Regions from separate parts of the Homo sapiens genome. Here region 2 is linked to region 1. Evidence: chromatin loops called from intact Hi-C (ENCODE). Cell type or tissue: HCT116. All regions are shown on one strand. Each heading gives the region's core, and the rest is flanking DNA. Links, peaks and the distances in the headings are about the cores only. Region 1 overlaps GGA2 (golgi associated, gamma adaptin ear containing, ARF binding protein 2). Region 2 overlaps EARS2 (glutamyl-tRNA synthetase 2, mitochondrial).

Region 1 (8,000 bases), core at 1-8,000:
CTTTAAAAAATAAAAAAGTTAAAAACAAAAATACATGTTCAAAATGTAGAGTTTTATTAAAGATAGAATAGGCCAGACGCAGTGGCTCATGCCTGTAATCCCAGCACTTTGGGAGGCCAAGGTGGGCAGATCACTTGAGGTCAGGAGTTCGAGACCAGCCTGGCCAACATGGTGAAACCCTAAAAATATAAAAATTAGCTGGGTGTGGTAATGTACACCTGTAATCCCAGCTACTCAGGAGCCTGAGCCTGGAGAATCACCTGAACCCAGATGGCAGAAGTTGCAGTGAGCTGAGATCGTGCCACTGCGCTTCAGTCTGAGCAACAGAGAAGACTCTGTCTAAAAAAAAAAAAAAAAAAAAAAAAAAGACTAGAAAAGTAAAATCATCTATACCATTAACAGCCAGAGATGGAAATTCTCTTCATGTCTTGATAGATTTTCTTGTCTTATCATATACATATATATGTACATACAGTTCTTAATAATTTGATACCACAGTGTGTATAGAATGTTTTATACTCTATTTACTGTTACTTTATAAGCCTATACCATTTTTATGCCCTTAGTTGTTCTTTAAAAACTTGATTTTTAATGAACTTATATATATATGCACTATTAAGTAGAGGTACTGTAATCTGTTTATTCAGTCTTTTTTTTTTTTTTTTTGGAGACAGAGTCTCGCTGTCACCCAGGCTGGAGTGTAGCAGCATGATCTCGGCTCACTGCAAGCTTCACCTCCTGGATTCACACCATTCTCTTGCCTCAGCCTCCCGAGTAGCTGGGACACAGGTGCCCACAACCACGCCCAGCTACTTTTTTGTATTTTTAGTAGAGACAGGGTTTCACCGTGTTAGCCAGGATGGTCTCGATCTCTTGACCTCGTGATCTGCCCACCTCGGCCTCCCAAAGTGCTGGGATTACAGGCGTGAGCCACTGCGCCCGGCCCTATTCAGTCTTTTTTTTTAAATTATTTTATTTTATTTTATTTTTGAGACAAGGTCTGGCCCTATCACCCAGGCTGGAGTGCAGTGGCGCCATCTCAGCTTACTACAACCTCCATCCTCCAGGCTCAAGCCATCCTCCCACCTTGGCCTCCCAAGTAGCTGGGACTACAGGCATGCGCCACTATGTCCAGCTTATTAAGTCCTTCTCTGAAGGTCAATTTCTTTCTACCTGTTTGCTGTTAAAAACAGGGCTACAGGCTGGGTGTGGTGGCTCATGCCTGTAATCCCAGCACGTTGGGAGGCCAAGGTGGGTGGAGCACCTGAGGTCAGGAGTTTGAGACCAACCTGGCCAACATGGTGAAACCCTGTCTCTACTAAAAACTACAAAAAAAATTAGCCAGGCGTGGTGGTGGGCGCCTGTAGTCCCAGCTACTTGGGAGGCTGAGGCAAGAGAATCGCTTGAACCTGGGAGGCGGAGGTTGCAGTGAGCTGAGATTGCGCCACTGCACTCCAGCCTGGGTGACACAGTGAGACTGTGTCTAAAAAAAAAAAAAAAAAAAAAAAAAAAACCAGGGCTACAAAGAACATCTTTGGATGCCAGGGCTACAAAGAACATCTTTGGATGCCTTTCTTTATACCTTCCTGATTATGAGGAGATCATAATACCAGTGAAATGCCACATGTAGACATTTAAAATTTTGATCTGCATTACCAATTTCCCGTCTGAAAAGGTTGCTTTTTTTCCCCATACTCTTGCCACCATACCCCACTGGTATTTTCAGTCTCTTAAATCTTTGGTAGTTTCATTGTTAAACTATGTTTTAATTTTTTTTTAAATTTTTTTAGAGATGGGGCCTCGCTCCATCGCCTAGGCAGGAGTGCGGTGGCACAGTCATAGCTCACTGCAGCCTCATATTCTTCTTGGGCTCAAGCAATCCTCCTGCCTCAGACCCCCAGGTAGCTAGAATGACAGGCATGCACCACCACACCCAGCAAATTTTTATTGTCTTTTTGAGGGTGGGAGGCAGATCTCACTGTATTGCCCAGGCTGGTTTTGAACTCCTGACCTCAAGCAGTTTTCCCATTTCAGCCTCCTGAGTAGCTGGGATTACAGGCATGAGACACCATACCCAGCTCTAAGCTATATTTTAGTAATGTATATTTTGATATTAAGGTTTTTTTTTTAGCTGATTAACCAGTCTGAGTGCCATTCATTGAGCCAGCCCTGATTTTTGAAGGATATGTTATGTTACAGTCTCATTTAGATCTGTTCCACACGTTTTGTTTATGTCACTTTACTTGAATTGTAATTTTATCTGAGTATTTGCTATAGCCCTGCCCCCCTTTTTAAATTTATTGGTCAGTCTTACATAGTTTTCCCCCCTCAAATAAACATTAGAGTCACTCCTTAGCTAAATTAAAAGTCTCTTTAGAATTTCCATTGGAATGTTATTAAACTTATTAATTTGAGGTGATTTGGTATCTACAGTTTTGTACAATTAAATATAAGGTGGTATATTGTGTGTGTGTGAGCATATGTGTGTGTTTGTACTCATATAAAAGAGACCAGAAGGAAGTAAGTGCTTATTTCTGGGTAGAATTAAGAATGCATTGGCCGGGTGCAGTGGCTCACGCCTGTAATCCCAGCACTTTGGGAGGTCAAGGTGGGCGGATCACCTGAGGTCGGGAGTTTGAGGCCTGACCTCCCCCAGCCTGACCAACATGGAGAAATCCCATCTCTACTAAAAACACAAAAATTAGCCAGGCGTGGTGGTGCATGCCTGTAATCCCAGCTACTAGGGAGGCTGAGGTGGGAGAATCGTTTGAATCCGGGAGGCAGAGGTTGCGGTGAGCCAAGATCATGCCATTGCATTCCAGCCTGGGCAACAAAAGCGAAAGTCTGTCCAAAAAAAAAAAAAAAAAAAAAAGCATTTATTTCATTTTTTAATGATAATCCTGTTTTTGTGTGTGTGTGGCTTTTTGTTTTTTGTTTGTTTGTTTGTTTGAGACAGAGTCTCGCTCTGTCACTTAGGCTGGAGTGCAGTTCATTGCAACCTCCGCCTCCCGAGTTCAAGTGATTTTCGTGCCTCAGCCTCTCAAATGGCTGGGATTACAGGTGTGTACCACCATGCCCAGCTAATTTTTGTATTTTTAGTAGAGATGGGGTTTTGCCATGTTGTCCAGGCTGGTCTTGAACTCTTAACCTCAAGTGATCCACCCGCCTTGGCCTCCTAAAGTGCTGGGATTACAGGCGTGAGCCCCCACGCCTGGCTGATAATTCTCTATTTTCTATAGTGTTCATGCATTATTTTAATAATGATCGTATCTTCCTCAAAAATGTGATTTTTAATAACTGGTGGTGTGTGTATGATGGTTGGATGGTGGGGAAAGGTCAGTTTGGAGGGTCATAGGAGTCCAGCTAGAGTCATGAGGACTTGGATTATGGTAGTGCAGAGGAATTCAGTCCTGGACATGTTCTGCATGGAGAAGCAACAGCATCTGGGGATAACATGTACATCTCTTTCCAGCCTGGCTGTCCGGGGGGTTTGTAGTGGTGTTAAACCTTCTGCTTGTGCCCTTTATACCAGGCAGCCTGCCGCCTCTCATTGTGTATGACCGGAATGGATTCAGAATTCTGCTCCACTTCTCCCAGACGGGAGCCCCTGGGCACCCAGAGGTACAGGTGCTGCTCTTGACCATGATGAGCACGGCTCCCCAGCCTGTCTGGGATATCATGTTTCAAGTGGCTGTGCCAAAGGTGAGTCATCTGTTGGGGATTTCTCAGTAATGGCTGTCGTTTTTGAGTGCCAGGTTCTTTTCTGGGACTTACCTGTCGAGTGTCAAGGAAAGAATCTTCACTCAAACTAACTGAAGATAAAGTGGGAATGTAATGGCTTACCTGACTGGGGATTCCTGAATATCTGACTTCAGATATGAGTGAATCCAAATAGGTTCTTAAACAATGCCTTAAGAATCTGTATCTCTTGACTCTGCTTTTCTTTGGCACCATTCTGACAGTTTCTCCACAAACAGGAAAGTGGCTACCCACAGCTCCAGGGTTGCATGGTCCTTAACCCTCTTTATCTCAGAAACTCTCACCGGGCATGAAGCACATATATTGATTACCCAGGAAAGGGCTCTGATTGGGCTTGTTGGTGTTACTTCCATACCTTGGACCAGGAACTTGTATCCTGGGATATGAGACACTTGGCCAATGTGAGATAACATCCATCCCTTTTCAAGGGAAGTGGGGCCCTACTGATTAACAGGCACCCCACAGTCACAGGGGAAGGGGCCTGTCCTGAAAGGAAAAGATTCGAGACAGACAAAAATATGACCTGCAGTCTCTACTTCTTACGGTAGTCCTATGGGCAATGTTCTGCTACTACCTCTGTTTTATAAGTTAACCCAAGGCTCAGAAATTAAATATTTTACTCAAGGTCACAGAGCTAGTGAGAAGCAGTTAGAATTCAACCCAAGATGTGCCCTGGCTGTTGATGCTGCGTCTCAGATGCCGGTTATTGACCACACAACTCCCGATCCATTCTGTGTGTGGAAGGAAAGGCCTCTTAGATCCTTTTATCAATTAGTGGGAGTCTGTCTGCTTGGGCTCCCATAGGTGCCTCGGGGTACCACGTTTAAGAGGGCCATTTCCTCTTGGAGGGGTGTTGGGGAGGTCCAGCTCCCCCTCACCTGATCTCCATCCTAGAAGCTGTGGTTAGGAATGAGTTACATGTTGGTTTTCTTCCCCTGATAGTCAATGAGAGTGAAGCTGCAGCCGGCATCCAGCTCCAAGCTTCCTGCATTCAGTCCTTTGATGCCTCCAGCTGTGATATCTCAGATGCTGCTGCTTGACAATCCACACAAAGTATGTTCCAGTGTCTGTGGTAGCAGGGAGATGGGGGCCCCTGAACTGTAAGGGGAGGTAACTTTGTGGGTAGAGAGAGGCACATTGAGGCCTTGCTCTAAAGTCTCTGGTTTGCTGGGCACAGTGGTTCACCCCTGTAATCCCAGCACTTTGGGAGGCTGAGGCAGGTGGACCACCTGAGGTCAGGAGTTTGAGACCAGCCTGGCCAACATGGTGAAACCCCATCTCTACTAAAAATACAAAAATTAGCTGGTTGTGGGGGCACGCACCTTTAGTCCTAGCTGCTCAGGAGGCTGAGGCAGGAGAATTGCTTGAACCCAGGAGGTGGAGGTTGCAGTGAGCCGAGATCGCACTACTGCACTCCAGCCTGGGCAACAGAGCAAGACTCCATCTCAAAAAAAAATAAAGTCGGCCAGGTGCAGTGGCTCACGCCTGTAATCCCAGCACTTTGGGAGGCTGAGGCAGATGGATCACGAGATCAAGCGATCGAGACCATCCTGGCCAACATGGTGAAACCCCATCTCTACTAAAAATACAAAAATTAGCTGGGCATGGTGGCGTGCGCCTGTAGTCTCAGCTACTCGGGAGAGTGAGGCAGGAGAATTGCTTGAACCCAAGAGGCGGAGGTTGCAGTGAGCCAAGATCGCACCACTGCACTCCAGCCTGGTGACAGAGCGAGACTCTATCAAATAGATAGATAGATAGACAGACAGACAGATAGATGAAAGAGAGAGAGAGGGAGGGAAGGAGGAAAGGAAGGAAGGAGAAGAGAAAAAGAAAAGAAAGTCAGTCTCTGGTTTGGTTGGGTGTTAGGGGTATATGTGGAATATCCCTCGCTGGAGTCTGTCTTTGGGGCTCACTGAAGGAAGATCAGATGGATTGTCATAGCTGGGGACCAAGGGAGGGACACATGAACTCTCCCTAATCCTCTGGAGTCCTCTGAAAGGACAAGGTCTGTCTTCCTTAGCTGGTCTCTGAATTGCAGCCCATCTCAGGATTTCAGGACTGCAGAATTATCGAAGGGTTCCCAGGATATGTGCCTGTTTCCCCTTGTTTGTAGTCCCAAAGAGAGTATCCCAGGTATTTTGTGTCAGAATTGTTTGAAACACTCACTTGACTTAACATTGACCCCTGTTCCTGGGTTGCTCTCCACTGATTTGACATCTTCTGTCTCTTCTGTCCCAGGAACCTATCCGCTTACGGTACAAGCTGACATTCAACCAAGGTGGACAGCCTTTCAGCGAAGTAGGAGAAGTGAAAGACTTCCCAGACCTGGCTGTCTTGGGCGCAGCCTAACTTTTCACAAGATGGACCCTTCATTTCAAGCTTAGGCTGGCGTTACTTTTGCTGTCTAGTCAGGACTAATCACGGTGTTTCAGTGCGGAGTGCCAAGAGTCCTATCCTGACGTCAGGCTCTGGGTGTCAACCTCTGACTTATTCTGCAGATGCTCTGTGTGTGTGTGTGTGTGTGTGTGTGTGTGTGTGTGTGTGTGTGTGTTCGGGGAGAGGGTGGTAGCACAGGGCTTGGGATATCGGCAGTGTGGGAAATGCGAAGCATTTCTCATCATCATCATCTCTGCTACAGTCATGTTTCTGCATGTCAGCGAGCGACACTGTCCCTGCCTCAGGTTGGAGGTTTTATCAGCCAAAGTGTTTTTTTCATGTATCGTTCGTTCCATTCATCCACTCTGTGCCTTGTCAGCCTTTGAAAGGCTTGGTTGCTCCCAGGCTGCTGTTCTCAGGGACCTTAAAAGGGACCTGGTTAGTCTTGGGGCAGAGAGTATCTACTTGGGCACTCTCTTCCAAGAAAGACCTTGTCTCCATTTTCATTAGACAATGCTTCTTGTGTGTGTTCTGGAAGATCTTCTAAATGGAATGCTTGTTGCACTGTTCCCAGGCGAGTGGCTGCCATGAGACCTGAGGACCACACTTGGGGGACCAATCATGTCCTTCACCACTGTGCCTTAGAATCGCCCCTGGACAGAGTTCCTGGGCAGAGGGGAAAGCAGCTCCCAGGCCTTACTCAGGCCTCAGGTCCATGGGTTGGGCAGCCAGTCTGGGCCCTTCTCAGGATCCTCATCTCCATCCTCATCCTCTTCCTTCACAGCATTTACTTGGAGCTCTTTGTGACACACCATGTCAGTCATGATGAATCGGCCAACAGCCAGCCCTTGCCAGCTGACGTCACAGTCTAAGATGGGAAACTGTGGTACAGATAGACATGAAGAGAGCTTAGCAGTGATTGAGGTGGTGACTAAATATACAGTCATTGAATAAATACCATGTAGCAAGTGTACTTTGTGGAGTGTTGAGTAAGTGGAAAATGGAAAGCCAGTTGCATTTAGAGATGATAGGCCTAAAGGGAACTGTCTTCTGTCGAGAAGTAAAGGAAACTTCATGAAGGATGTAGAAGCTTAGCTGCCTCAGAGAAGAGAGAACCTGAAGATCTGAGGCAAGCTGGACAGGAGAGGTGGATATTTGTTGATGGAAGAATTCAAGTTTATAATCAATTCCCACTTAGCACCTACTGTGTGCTAGGAACTTGAATGTGTATGTTTGACAAGTCCTGCTTGGCCTGATGGGTGGGAGAAGGAACCTGAGCCTGGCTGAGATGGCTAGGCGGAGGGCTTTGAAGTCCAAGCAGCTGAACTGGCTGGGTGGGTTTCTACCTTTGAAACTGCAAGACTTGTTTGGAGCTCTTAATTACAATATCTGATATTTTTACAGTCTGATCTTTTGACTTCTACATATAGTGGAAATCTGCCAATACTAATTGGTGGAGATGGGAACTGTAAAAGATCAAGTATGCTAATTTTAAGCAAATGTAAAAACTCATAAAACAGGTAAACAGTGGGGTGATTTCATTTGCCATAATTCACATAAGACGAATTTTAATCTAAAAGTACTTTCTTGCTTGTATTCTGTGTGGCTTTTTTTTGTTTTTTGAGGCCATATCTCACTCTGTCACTCAGGCTGGAGTGCGGTGGTATAATCTCAGCTCACTGCAATCTCTGCCTACCAGGTTCAAGCGATTCTCGTGCCTCAGCCTCTCGAGTAGCTGGGACTACAGGCGTGAGCCAGCACGCCCAGCTAATTTTTGTATTTTTAGTAGAGACAGGATTTCACCATGTTGGCCAGGCTGGTCTCGAACTCCTGACCTCAGGTGATCCGCCTGCCTTGGCCTCCCA
Region 2 (12,479 bases), core at 4,480-12,479, 70 kb before region 1:
TCTTGTCTGGGCAGGCGGATCACAAAGTCAGGAGTTCCAGACCAGCCTGGCCAACATGTTGAAACCCTGTCTCTAATAAAAATACAAAAATTAGTTGGGCGTGGTGGCACATGCTTGTAATCCCAGCTACTCAGGAGGCTGAGGCAGGAGAATTGCTTGAACCGGGAGGTGGAGGTTGCAGTGAGCCGAGATCGTGCCACTGCACTCCAGCCTGGGTGACAGAGCTAGACTCTGTCTTCGGGGAAAAAAAAATGACATATAATTCACATGATATGAAATTTACCATATCAAAGTGTACAATTCAGTGGTTTTCAATATATTTACTGTGTTGCGCAACCGTCACCACTAATTCCAGAACATTTCCATCACCCCTAAAAGAAACTCTTCCTTATTAGCAGTTGTTTTCCATTCTACCCTCTCCTACCACCTGGCAACTACTGATCTCTTTCTGCCTCCATGGATTTGCCTCTTCTGGACGTTTCATATGAATGAGATCATATAATATATGGCCTTCTGTGACTGGCTTCCTTCACTTACCATAAGCGCATCTGTGGGCTATCATGCTTCATTCCTTTTTATAGCCAAATAATATTCATCATATGGTTATACCACATTTTGTTTATTCATCACTAGTGAATGAGCATTTTAGTTACTCTGGTTTTTGGCTGTCCAATAAAACTCTATGAACATTTACATGCCAGAGTTTAAGTTAACATGTTTTCAGTTCTCCTAGGGGAGTCCCTCTTAAACCCTGGGGCATTCCAAGATACCACATTAAAGAGACTTGTTTAGCATTAGATCAGGAAGGGATCCCCCCAAATTTACCCGATTTAGCCCTCCTTTCTGACAAATGAAGAAATGGAGGTCCCATGAGAGGGAGCCAAGTAACACTGATAATCACAGATGGCTGGGTGCCATGGCTCACGCCTATAATCCCAACACTGGGAAGCCGAGGCAAGAGGATCACTTGAGCCCAGGAGTTTGAGACCAGCCTGGGCAACATAGGCAGACCTTGTCTCTATAGAAAACTTAAAAAAAGTTAGCCAGGCCTGGTGGCATGTACCTGTAGTCTCAGCTACTTGGGAGGCTGAGGTGGGAGGATCACTTGAGCCTGAGAGGTTGAGGCTTCAATTAGCCGAGAACGTGCCACTGCACTCCAACCTGGGCAACAGAGTGAGACCCTGTCTCAAATAAATAAATACATAAATACCAAAGCATAGAGAGCACCGGTCACAGGCCACTTGATGAGTACTTTACTTAGATCATCTTACTCTAGTCTCATGATGATCCTCATGAGAAAGTTACTACTTGTTTCCTTCTTTGACAGATGAGAACCCAGAGCCCAGAAAGATGACTTGCCCAAGATCTCTGAGCTGGCTGGTACGTTTGAACCCAGGCCCACTCAGCTCAGTTTGTGTTAGCATTGAGGGTAGCAAGGTGAACAATGTCCTTATCTTCCCAATTCCTTTGAAAGCTCTTTGAGGGCAGAAACACCATCTTCCAGTTCTTGTGTCCCTGTGCCCTCTCCTGAAAGCATTCATAATGAAATTTATCCTATGTAATCGGAGGGAATTGGACTTTGGGTTTGGGGTTTGGCTTACAGTAGATCATATTTAATCTATTCTATAGCATATATTGAAACTGTCCTAAATATACACCACTGGGCTAAGTGCTTATAAGCACTGACACATTTGTTCTCACAATTCCCTCTGCACAGGAGGCTGCTAGCTCCACTTTTCAAAAGAGGAAACTGAGGCTTAGAAAGATTAAGTCTAGCTGGGCATGGTGGCACATTCCTATAATCCCAGCTACTCGAGAGGCTGAGGTGGGAGGATCACTTGAGCCTAGAAATTGGAGACTGTAGTGAGCTATGATTGCACTACTGCACCCTAGCCTGAGTGACACAGCAAGACTCGCTCTCTACTAAAAAAATAGCCAGATGTGGTGATGTGCACCTGTAGTTCTAGCTACTCGGGAGGTTGAGGCAGGAGGGTGGCTTGAGCCCGGAAGTTCGAGGCTGCAGTGTGCTATGATCACACCACTGCACTCCAGCTGGGTGATAGAGTGAGACCCCATCTCTTAGAAAAAGAAAGGCTAAGTAACACAAACAGCAGTGTAATGAGTGGTTAAGAATATCGGCTCCGGTGCCCATTAGTCTGGGTTTGAAGCTGATCGTGCCCCTTCTACTCGGCCAGGTGACAAAGCATCTCTGTGCCTCAGTGTCCTCACAGAGTGGGGGAATAACCGCACCTACCTGGTAGGGTGGGTTTGAGGCTTCAGGGAAAAGTGTCTTTTATGGCACTCAGCACCCTGGTGCTCACACGTTGGTAGCACCTCAGGATCCCTTGTCACAGCTACTAAGTGGCAGAGCCATGAGTCCCACCAGGGCCTGATGGGCTGTTCTCTGAACCATGCTTTTTTCTCCTAAGTCAGCTGTTCCCAGGCCTGGGCTTGTTTCTCCCTCTCCAGGGAATCCCATCAGGGATTGAGAGGACATACAATTAGGGATGTGGACTTTGGAGCCCGTACACCTCCGTTTGCTCCTTAGTCCATGAGCCCATGCGACTTTGAGTGCTTCACCTCTCTGTGTTTTAACTTTTCATCTCTAAAAGGGACATTGGGCCGGGTGCAGTGGCTCACGCCTGTAATCCCAGCACTTTGAGAGGCCGAGGCAGGTGGATCACCTGAGGTCGGGAGTTCAAGACCAGCCTGGCCAACATGGTGAAACGCTGTCTCTACTAAAAATACAAAAATTAGCTGGGTGAGGTGGCACATGCTTGTAATCCCAGCTATTCGGGAGGCTGAGGCAGGAGAACCGCTTGAACTTGGGAGGTGGAGGTTGCAGTGAGCTAAGATTGCACCACTGCACTCCAGCCTTGGCGACATCAGAGCAAGACTCTGCCTCAAAAAAAAAGGCGGCGGGGAGGACATTGTACTAATGCCAACCTCATGGATTGTTATGAGGATTAAAGCTTTAATATGTGCATAAAGTGCTTAGAGCAATGCCTGAGAACGAGCGCTGTGTGCACCTTAGCTGTCATTATTCCCTGTGTTCCAGGCATCCCGCCTGATGAGAGCCCCCGCCGGGGCGGTCCTGCTGGGCCCTACCAGCAATCTCAGCGGTTGGAGCTGTATGCCCAGGCCACAGAAGCGCTGCTGAAGACCGGAGCTGCTTACCCCTGTTTCTGCTCACCCCAGCGGCTGGAGCTCCTGAAGAAGGAGGCCTTGCGGAACCACCAGACGCCCCGGTAAGAACCTCAGCTTGTTGCAGATGCCTCATCAACATTGGGTGTGTTTGTTACCTTGTGCTGCGTAAGAAATTCCCCTAAACATGTATTACCTCTCAGTTTCTGTGGGTCAGGCATCTGAGCGTGGCCTCACCTGTTTCTTTGGCTCAGGGATTCTCTCAAAGCCACAAGCAACTACAGGTCCTAGCCAGTCCTGGAGTTCTCTTAAAGCTTAGCTTGGGGAAGATCTACTTCCATCTCCTCTCAGAAGGCTATTGGCCAACCTCAGGTCCTTGCTAGCTGTTGCCTGGAGACATCAGTTCTTTGCCATGCGAGCCTCTCCATAGAGCAGCTTACAGCGTGGCAGCCAGCATTTCTCAAAGCCAGCCAAGGAGAGAGTGAGCACGTACGAGCTGGAGTCTACCTAGTTGTGGAAGCAACTTCTCACCACTTTTGTTTTATAGGCTATGTATTCCTTCTCTGGAACGCTTGGGACCAGAAGTGTTTTGGATTTCAGATTTTTTGCATATTGAAATATCTGCATATATATAATGAGATATCTTGGGGGTGGGACCCAAGTCTAAACATGAGATTCATTTATGTTTCATGTACGCCTTATACACATAGGCTGGAGGTGATTTTATGCAATATTTTAAATAATTTTGTGCACGAAACAAAGTTTTGACTATTTTGACTGTAGCCTGTCACATGTGTTTGGGTGTTGTATTTTCCACTTATGGCATCATGTCAGCACTCAAAAGGTTTCAAATGTCAGATCAGTTGTGGCTTTTTTTTTTTTTTTTTGAGACAGTCTCACTCTGTCGCCCAGGCTGGAGCGCAGTGGTGCAATCTTGGCTCACTGCAACCTCTGCCTCCTGGGTTCAAGCAGTTATCCTGCCTCAGCCTCCTGGGTAGCTGGGACTACAGGTGCCCGCCACCACACCCATTTAATTTTTGTATTTTTAGTAGAGACGGGTGTCACTGTGTTGGCCAGGCCAACCTCAGGTGATCCACCTTTCTCAGATTCCCAAAGTGTTAGGATTATAGGCGTAAACCACCGTGCCCAGCCAGATCAGGTTTTTTGGTTTTTTTTTTGTTGTTGTTGTTGTTGTTTTTTTTCATAGAGTCAGGGTCTTACTTTGTCACCCAGGCTGGAGTGCAATGGTGTGATGTTGGCTCACTGCAGCCTCCAACTCCTGGACTCACGCAGTGCCCCCATCTCAGCCTCCCAAGTAACTAGGACTGTACTCCTGGCTAATTTTTTTTTTTAAACTTTTCATAAAGATGGGGATCTCACTATGTTGCCCAGGCTGGTCTTGAACTCCTGGCCTCAAGCAATCCTCCCACCTTGGCCTCCTAAAGTGCTGGGATTATAGATGTGAGCCACTGCACCTGACTTTTTTTTTTTTTTTTTTTTGGTGAGACAGAGTCTTGCTCTGCTACCCAGGCTAGAGTGCAGTGGTGCAATCTCAGCTTACTGCAGTCTCCACCTCCCGGGTTCAAGGGATTCTCGTGCCTCAGCCTCCTGTGTAGCTGGGACTACAGGCACATGCCACCACACCTGGCTAATTTTTGTGTTTTTAATAGAGAGAGGGTTTCGCCATGTTGCCCAGGCTGTTCTCAAACTCCTGAACTCGAACAATCTTCCCACCTCAGCCTCCCAAAGTGCTGGGATTACAGGCGTGAACCACTGCACCTGGACCATTGGAGCATTTCAGATTAGGCATATTTGGCATTATTTTTGTTCATTAGACAAAAGTCACTAGGCCCAGCCCACACTCAAGGGGAGGGGACTACACAAGGACAGAAACACCAGAAGGCGAGAATGACTGGGGCTATGTTAGAAGCCAAGATTTGGTCTCAGAAAGTAATGTGTAAAGTAATTTTAATTATTTGTTATTTTTAATGAGCAAGGTCCACAGGCCGGACGTGGTGGCTCACGCCTGTAATCCCAGCACTTTGGGAGGCTGAGGTGGGTGGATCACGAGGTCAAGAGTTCAGGACCAGCCTGGCCAATGTGGTGAAACCCCGTCTCTGCTAAAAATACAAAAATTAGCTGGGCGTGGTGGTGCGCATGTAGTCCCAGCTGCTCGGGAGGCTGAGGCAGGAGAATCATTTGAACCCAGGAAGTGGAGGTTGCAGTGAGCCAAGACTGCACCACTGCACTCCAGCCTGGGCGATAGAGCGACACTGTCTCAAAAAAAAAAAAAAAAAAAAAGAAAAATGAAAGGTCCACAAAGGGCCAAGTATGGTGGCTCACGTCTGTAATTCCAGCACTTTGGGAGGGCGGAGGTGGGCAGATCACTTGAGGTCAGAAGTTCGAGACCAGCCTGGCCAACATGGTGAAACCCCATCTTTACTAAAAATACAAAAATTAGGCCTGGAGTGGTGGCTCATGCCTGTAATCCCCGTACGTTGGGAAGCCGAGGTGGGCAGATCACCTGAGGTCAGGAGTTCAAGACCAGCCTGGCCAATATGGTGAAACCCCATCTCTACAAAAATACAAAAATTAGCTGGGCATGATGGCGGGTGCCTATAATCCCAGCTACTTGGGAGGCTGAGGCGGGAGAATAATTTGAACCTGGGAGGCGAAGGTTGCAGTGAGCTGAGATCATGCCATTGTACTCCAGCCTGGGCAACAGAGCAAGACTCCATCTCCAAAAAAAAAAAAAAATTAGCTGAGCTTGGTGGTGCACGCCTGTAATCCTAGCTACCTGGGAGGTTGAGGCACTAGAATCGCATGAACCCAGAAGGTGGAGGTTGCAGTGAGCTGAGATTGTGCCATTGTACTCCAGCCTGGGTGACAGAGGGAGACTGTCTCAAAAAAAAAAAAAAGAAGATCCACAAAGATATATATTGAAAGAACTCTCTTCCAATCTTGACTCTGGCCACTCAATTCTGCTCTCCAGAGATAACCAGTGTTAAAATTTTCTTATGTCTCCTCCAGAGACATTCAGTACATATACCTATAAGTACATATTATTTTCTCTTTTTCCTTATTCACATGGTAGCATGCAATGTACTATGTACATGCTATGTGGTGCAATTTACCATGTCCGCTTACCATCTTGAGGATCAGATATCAGTCCATAATAATGCATAATATTCCATTTGTGGATATAACTTCATTTACTTAATCAGTTTCGTCTTAACAAACATTTATTTTTGTTTTGTTTTGTTTTGTTTTATGTTATGTTGTGTTATTTTAGAAATGGAGTCTTGCTCTATTCCCCAGGCTGGAGTGCAGTGGCAAGATCTTGGCTCACTGCAATCTCCATCTCCCAGGTTCAAGTGATTCTCTGGCCTCAGCCTCCCGAGTAGCTGGGATTACAGGTGCCCGCCACCACACCCTGCTAATTTTTGTATTTTTTTGGTAGAGATGGGGTTTCACCATGTTGGTCAGGCTGGTCTCAAACTCCTGACCTCAAGTGATCTGCCCAAGTGATCCTCAAGTGGCCTCCCAAAGTGCTGGGATTACAGGCATGAGCTACGACACTCGGCCTTAATAAACCTTTATGTTATTTATTTATTTATTTATTTTTTGGAGACGGAGTCTTGCTCTGTTGCCCAGGCTGGTGTGCAGTGGTGTGATCTTGGCTCACTGCAACCTCCACTTCCTGGATACAAGCAATTCTCCTGTCTCAGCCTCCTGAGGAGCTGGGACTAGAGGTGCATGCCACCACACTTGGCTAATTTAATTTTCTTTTATATTTTAGTAGAGACGGGGTTTCACCGTGTTACCCAGGCTGGTCTTGAACTCTTGAGCTCAGGCAATCCACCTGCCTCGGCCTCCCAAAGTGCTAGGACGAGCTCAGGCAATCCACCTGCCTCGGCCTCCCAAAGTGCTAGGACTACTGGCATGAGCCACTGCGCTCAGCCCAAACCTTTATGTTATTTCTAATATTTGGTTATAAAAGAAGAGAGCTGTGATGACTAATGTTGACATATGTCATTTTGCACTTGTGCAGTATGTTTGCTGAATACCTTCCTAGAGGTGGAATTGCAGAGTCGAGTTGTAGCTTTGATGGATACTGCCAAGTGGCTGGCCCTTTACTTGTTTACACTCCCATCTGCAATAGCATTGTAACATTTACATTGCAGTTCCAGTGAACTATTTGGTCAAGGGCTCAGCTGTTTGGCCAAGGTCATGACGTTTACGGTGACATTGCCTTTTTATTATAAACAATGTATTTGTCTCTTGACAGAATATTTTTTTTCTCATCTCATTCTGTGACCCAGGCTGGAGTGCAGTAGCATGATCACAGCTCATTGCAGCCTTGAATCTCCTGGGTTCAAGCAATCCTACATCCTCAGCCTCTCAAGTAGCTGTGACCACAGCCATGTACCACCACACACAGAGTGTTATGTTTTGTTTTGTTTTGAGATGGGGTCTCACTCTGTCACCCAGATTGGAGTGCAGTGGTGTGATATTGGCTCAAGGCAACTTCTGCCTCCTGGGCTCAAGCAGTCCTCTCATCTCAGCCTCCCAAACAGCTGGAACCACAGGTGTGTGCCGCCATGCCCGGCAAATTTTTTTTGTATTTTTTGGTAGAGACGGGGTTTCTCCGTGTTGCCTAGGCTGGTCTCAAACTCCTGAGCATAGGAGATCCACCCACCTCAGCCTCCCAAAGTGCTGGGATTATAGGTGTGAGCCATCATGCCCGGCTGGCACACAGCTAGTTTTTAAATTTTTGTAGAGATGGAATTCCCCTATTTTGCCCAGGCTGGTATGAAACTCAAGCGATCTTCCCACCTCAGCTTCCCAAAGTGCTGGGATTATAGGCATGAGCCACCATGCCTGGCCAACAGATTTTTTTTTTTTGTTAAATTATAGTCATGCCCTGTTGTGGAATCCTTGCAGCCATTTATTTATTTATTTATTTTAAGCTTTCAGGATTTGTATTAAATCCTAGTCTAATTTAACGGTATCTGATGTTACACACATCATCTCATGGTGAACGTGTTTAATAAGCGAAAGCAAATCAGACAGCTTATCTAAGTCGTTATTTTTTGTGGACTAAACAGTAAGGTAACAACTACCCAGAACCCTATGGGTCATGATGGACACTTGCTCAGTTTTCATACAAGCTGTGTTGGTTATCAAAGTATATCTGCTAATATTTAATAAAGTGAAATGTCATTGGGGTGGAAAAGTCAAGCCTAGACATTTGGTTGGAAAAGAACAGATCAAGTATGGATTTCACAAACCAAAAGTTTATAAACTCAATGCAATACAAGTCCTTTCTATTGTAAAAGCTTAGTTGAAACTAAAAGATCTGTAAAAACTATTACTTTGGGCCTTAAACAGTACTAGCTCTTATGAGCAAAAAAAGGACACAACTGCAGCCTGGGCAACGTGGTGAAACCCTATCTATATTAAAGTACAAAAATTAGCTGGGCTTGGTGGTGTGTGCCCATAATCTCAGCTACTTAGGAGGCTGAGGCAGGAGAATCAGCTGAACTAGGGAGATGGAGGTTGCAGTGAGCTGAGATTGTGCCACTGCACTCCAGCCTGGGAGACAGAATGAGACCCTGTCTCAAAAAAAAAAAAAAAAAAAAAAGGAGGGGGGCCATAACTGTTGAGAATGTATTACTTGGTTTTATTTTACATTAGGTGGTAGGTACAAAGCAATCCTTCTTAATAAAGCTGACAGTTAGCTTCCCTTAGGACTTTTTTTTCCAGACAGGGTCTTGCTGTGTCACCCAGGCTGGAGCGATGCAATCATGACTCACCACAGCCTTGACTTCCTGGGCTCAAGCAATCCTGCTTCAGTCTCCCAAGTGGGTGGAACTACACACATGTACCCACCATGCCCGGCTAATTCTTTTTTTTTCTTAAATTTCTAGTAGAGACAAGGTCTCGTTACCCAGGTTGGTTTTGAACTCCTGGGCTCAAGCAGTTCTCCTGCCTTGTCCTCCCGAAATGCTGGGATTACAGGAGTGAGCCACCGCACTTGGACAGAACATATTCAATAATGCACATTTAAAACAAGTATTCATCTTACAAGTTGTTCTGTAATCCAAACATATGACAGCTTGGAGAACAACATTTAGAAAACAGAAGCCAATGTAAAAAGACAGATTAATACAACTAGAAGCCAGGCACGGTGGCTCACGCCTGTAATCCCAGCACTTTGGGAGGCTGAGGTAGGCAGATCACCTGAGGTCAGGAATTCGAGACCAGCTTGGCCAACGTGGTGAAACCCCATCTCTGCTGAAATTAGCTGGGCATGGTGGCGTGCACCTGTAATCCCAGCTACTTGGGAGCCTGGGAGGCAGAGGCTACAGTGAGCCAAGATCACGCCGCTGCACTCCAGCCTGGGTGACAGAGCGAGACTCCATCTCAAAACAAAAAACAAAAAAACCCAACTAGGATAGTGTAGGTTTTGTATGGCTCAGACTTTACAGTTTTCTTACTGCATCATCAATGTATCGATTAGAATATCTGTTCCAGCTAGGTGCGGTGGCTCATGCCTGTAATCCCAGCACTTTGGGAGGCCAAGGTGGGCAGATTGCTAGAGCCCAGCCTTCGCAACATGGTGAGCCCCCATTTCTACTAAAAAAAATACAAAAATTAGCCAGGCATGGTGGTGCACGCCTGTAGTCCCAGCTACTTGGGAGGCTGAGGTGGGAGAATCACTTTACCCTTGGGAATGTCTAGGCTGCAGTGAGCTGTGATCACTCTACTGTACTCCAGCCTGGGTGACAGAGTGAGACCCTGACTCAAAAAAAAAAAAAAAGAAAGAAAAAGAAAAGAAAAGAAAGAAACCCTGTCTCTACTAAAAATACAAAAAATTAGCTGGGTATAGTCGTGCATACCTGTAGTCCTAGCTGCTCGGGAGGCTGAGATGAGAGAATCACATGAGCCCAGGAAGTCAAGACTGCAGTGAGCCATGATTGCACCACTGCATTCCAGCCTGATCAACGAGAGTGAGACCTTGTCCCCTGTCTCAGTAAATGAATGAATGAATGAATGTTTCTTCAGCTGGCCCCATTGCTGTGGATTTAAAGAAATACCTTTTCTTCCTGGTTTTATTTAACCTTTGAGATCCATCCAATAATCTCTAATACCATCAATTAGCACTTCCCCTTTAACATCCCAAACACTAAGGTACCTCATTTTCCCAATCTGAAACATGTTATCAGCTGAGTACAGTGGCCTGTAATCTAATCACAGCACTTTGGGAGGCTGAGGAGGGTGGATCACTTGAGACTAGGAGTTCGAGACCAGCCTGGGCAACATGGTGAAACCCCATCTCTATATGAAATTTAAAAAAGAAAATAAACATGTTATTATGTTTACTGCCGCTGCTCTGTTTGGAAGATGACAGAGCTCCCAAAGTTTTGCCAGTCTTTTGTTCCTTTACAAGTTTTTCTGGAGCAACTTACTTTTTCTTCTTTAACTTTTTGTCAAACTCACTGTCAGAATTCCTGCCAGAAGAGCTTGAAGAAACAAGTTCCTTTGATTCAGACATAATGCTGCCCTGCTTCTGCAGCTGAACACCCTCCTGTTCACTCATGTGCAACTGACTCATTTGTAAAAATTTCTTTTTTGGCCGGGCACGGTGGCTCACACCTGTAATCCCAGCACTATGGGAGGCCGAGGCGGGTAGATCACGAGATCAGGAGTTCGAGACCAGCCTGACCAACGTGGTGAAACCCCATTTCTACTAAAAATATAAAAATTAGCCGGTTGTGGTGGCAGGCACCTGTAATCCTAGCTACTCAGGAGGCTGAGGCAGGAGAATTGCTTGAACCCTGGAGGTGGAGGTTGCAGTGAGTCAAGGTCACGACACTGCACTCCAGCCTGGGTGACACAGCGAGACTCTATCTCAAAAAAAAAAAAAAAAAAGAAAAAAAAAGTTTTTTTTTTGAGACAGGGTCTCGCTGTGTCACCCAGGCTAGAGTGCAGTGGTGCCATCATAGTTTACTGCAGCCTCAACCTCCTGGGCTCCAGTGATTCTTCCACCTTGGCCTCCCACAGAGCTGGGACTACAGGAATGCACCACCACACCTGGCTGATTTTGTTTTGTTTTGTTTTGTAGAGACAGAGTCTCACTATGTTGCCCAGGCTGGTATTTTAAATTTTTAAATAAGAGACAGGATTTTGCTATGTTACCCACGCTGGTCTTGAACCCTTGAGGTCAGGCTGTCCTTCTACCTTGACCTCCCAAAACACTGGGATTACAGACGTGAGCAACTGTGTCCAGCCCTGTGCACCATTTATTGATTGATTGAACACTTAGCTGTGGCAAAGACTAACCTTACAAGCATTCCATCTGTGTCTCAGAACGCTTTTGGGTGCAGTTAGTGGAATACCCTGTTAGAAGGGACAAACGATACTTTAACTCACAGATGGATCACCTGGGGACCTAGTTAATGTTCAGATTCTGACTCAGTAGGTCTGGGGTGGAGCCTAAGAGTCTGCATTTCTGGCAGACTCCCAAGAGGCTGATGCTAGGGGCCCACAGACCACACTTTCAGTAGCCAGGGCATCAATCATAGACATTTGTCTTTTGATTCTGCACAAGGCTGGAGGTGGGTGACTCCAGGATGAGACTAGCAGTGTAGAGACACCAGGGCTCTATTTTGGCTTCTCTCTGACTTCATTGCCTTCCCTCCTGCAGTTGCAAGTAGCTGCCGCAGGTCCAAGCATGCTCCCCTTACAGGACAACATCCAAAGAGGACAGAAGTGGGGCAGTGGGAAATTTTAAGAAGGGATTTTCCTCCTGTGGCTTTCTCTTCTTGTCCTTTGGAGAGAAAAACCTTTCCCGGAACCTTAAACCTTTCTTACTCCCCAGGCATGCTTTTCTTTGCATCCCAGTGACTAGGATGGGGTTACATTCCTGCCTGGACTGGTCACTGGCATGGAGCAATAGGATTGCAAGATTGGCTATACCAATCAGGATTCAACCCCTCGGACTAAGCATTTTGCTATTTTCTTGTTAGCAAGGAAGAAGCGTGGAATGGCTGGTAGATAGGCAGACATTAGTGTCTGCTACACCATGTTATCTCAGTTTTCCACACAACTGTACCATCATCCCTGTTATAGACTGAGGAAGCAGCTTGCAGCAGTAACTGACTTGCTTAAGGTCACACAGCTATGACAGAGGTAGGACTCCTGTCCATCAACCTTTCCATCAACAGTACTCATGCTGCTCTGCTCCCCATCAGGTATGACAATCGGTGCAGGAACATGAGCCAGGAGCAGGTGGCCCAGAAGCTGGCCAAGGACCCCAAGCCTGCGATCCG

Evidence for each region. Hi-C counts contacts between places; a loop is a spot of excess contacts. Peaks named below come from ENCODE experiments on the same cell type or tissue, not always from the same donor. Only the 100,000 strongest peaks of a DNase experiment are listed, where the experiment ranks them.
Region 2: it touches region 1 in a loop (4-fold over the local background); 5 of 110 quality-filtered maps call a loop at or near these places.

What each region holds. Positions count from the first base shown.
Region 1 is chr16:23,465,698-23,473,697 of GRCh38, reverse strand. It overlaps GGA2 (golgi associated, gamma adaptin ear containing, ARF binding protein 2), which reads left to right. Exons shown (of 17, transcript NM_015044.4): 15 at 3,533-3,702; 16 at 4,702-4,812; 17 at 5,998-8,000. The coding sequence ends at 6,108. Among named protein-coding and RNA genes, the nearest start is that of COG7, 17 kb to the right of the region's middle. In HCT116, for the core only: no CTCF peak of the experiment used is centred there; a DNase peak (open chromatin) is centred at 3,677; H3K27ac peaks cover 889 bases.
Region 2 is chr16:23,535,283-23,547,761 of GRCh38, reverse strand. EARS2 (glutamyl-tRNA synthetase 2, mitochondrial) reads left to right here. Exons shown (of 9, transcript NM_001083614.2): 3 at 3,059-3,248; 4 at 12,402-12,479. It also overlaps the pseudogene SUB1P4. Among named protein-coding and RNA genes, the nearest start is that of EARS2, 16 kb to the left of the region's middle. RefSeq lists enhancers at 8,860-9,154, 8,755-9,254, 9,255-9,756. In HCT116, for the core only: no CTCF peak of the experiment used is centred there; a DNase peak (open chromatin) is centred at 8,971; H3K27ac peaks cover 1,312 bases.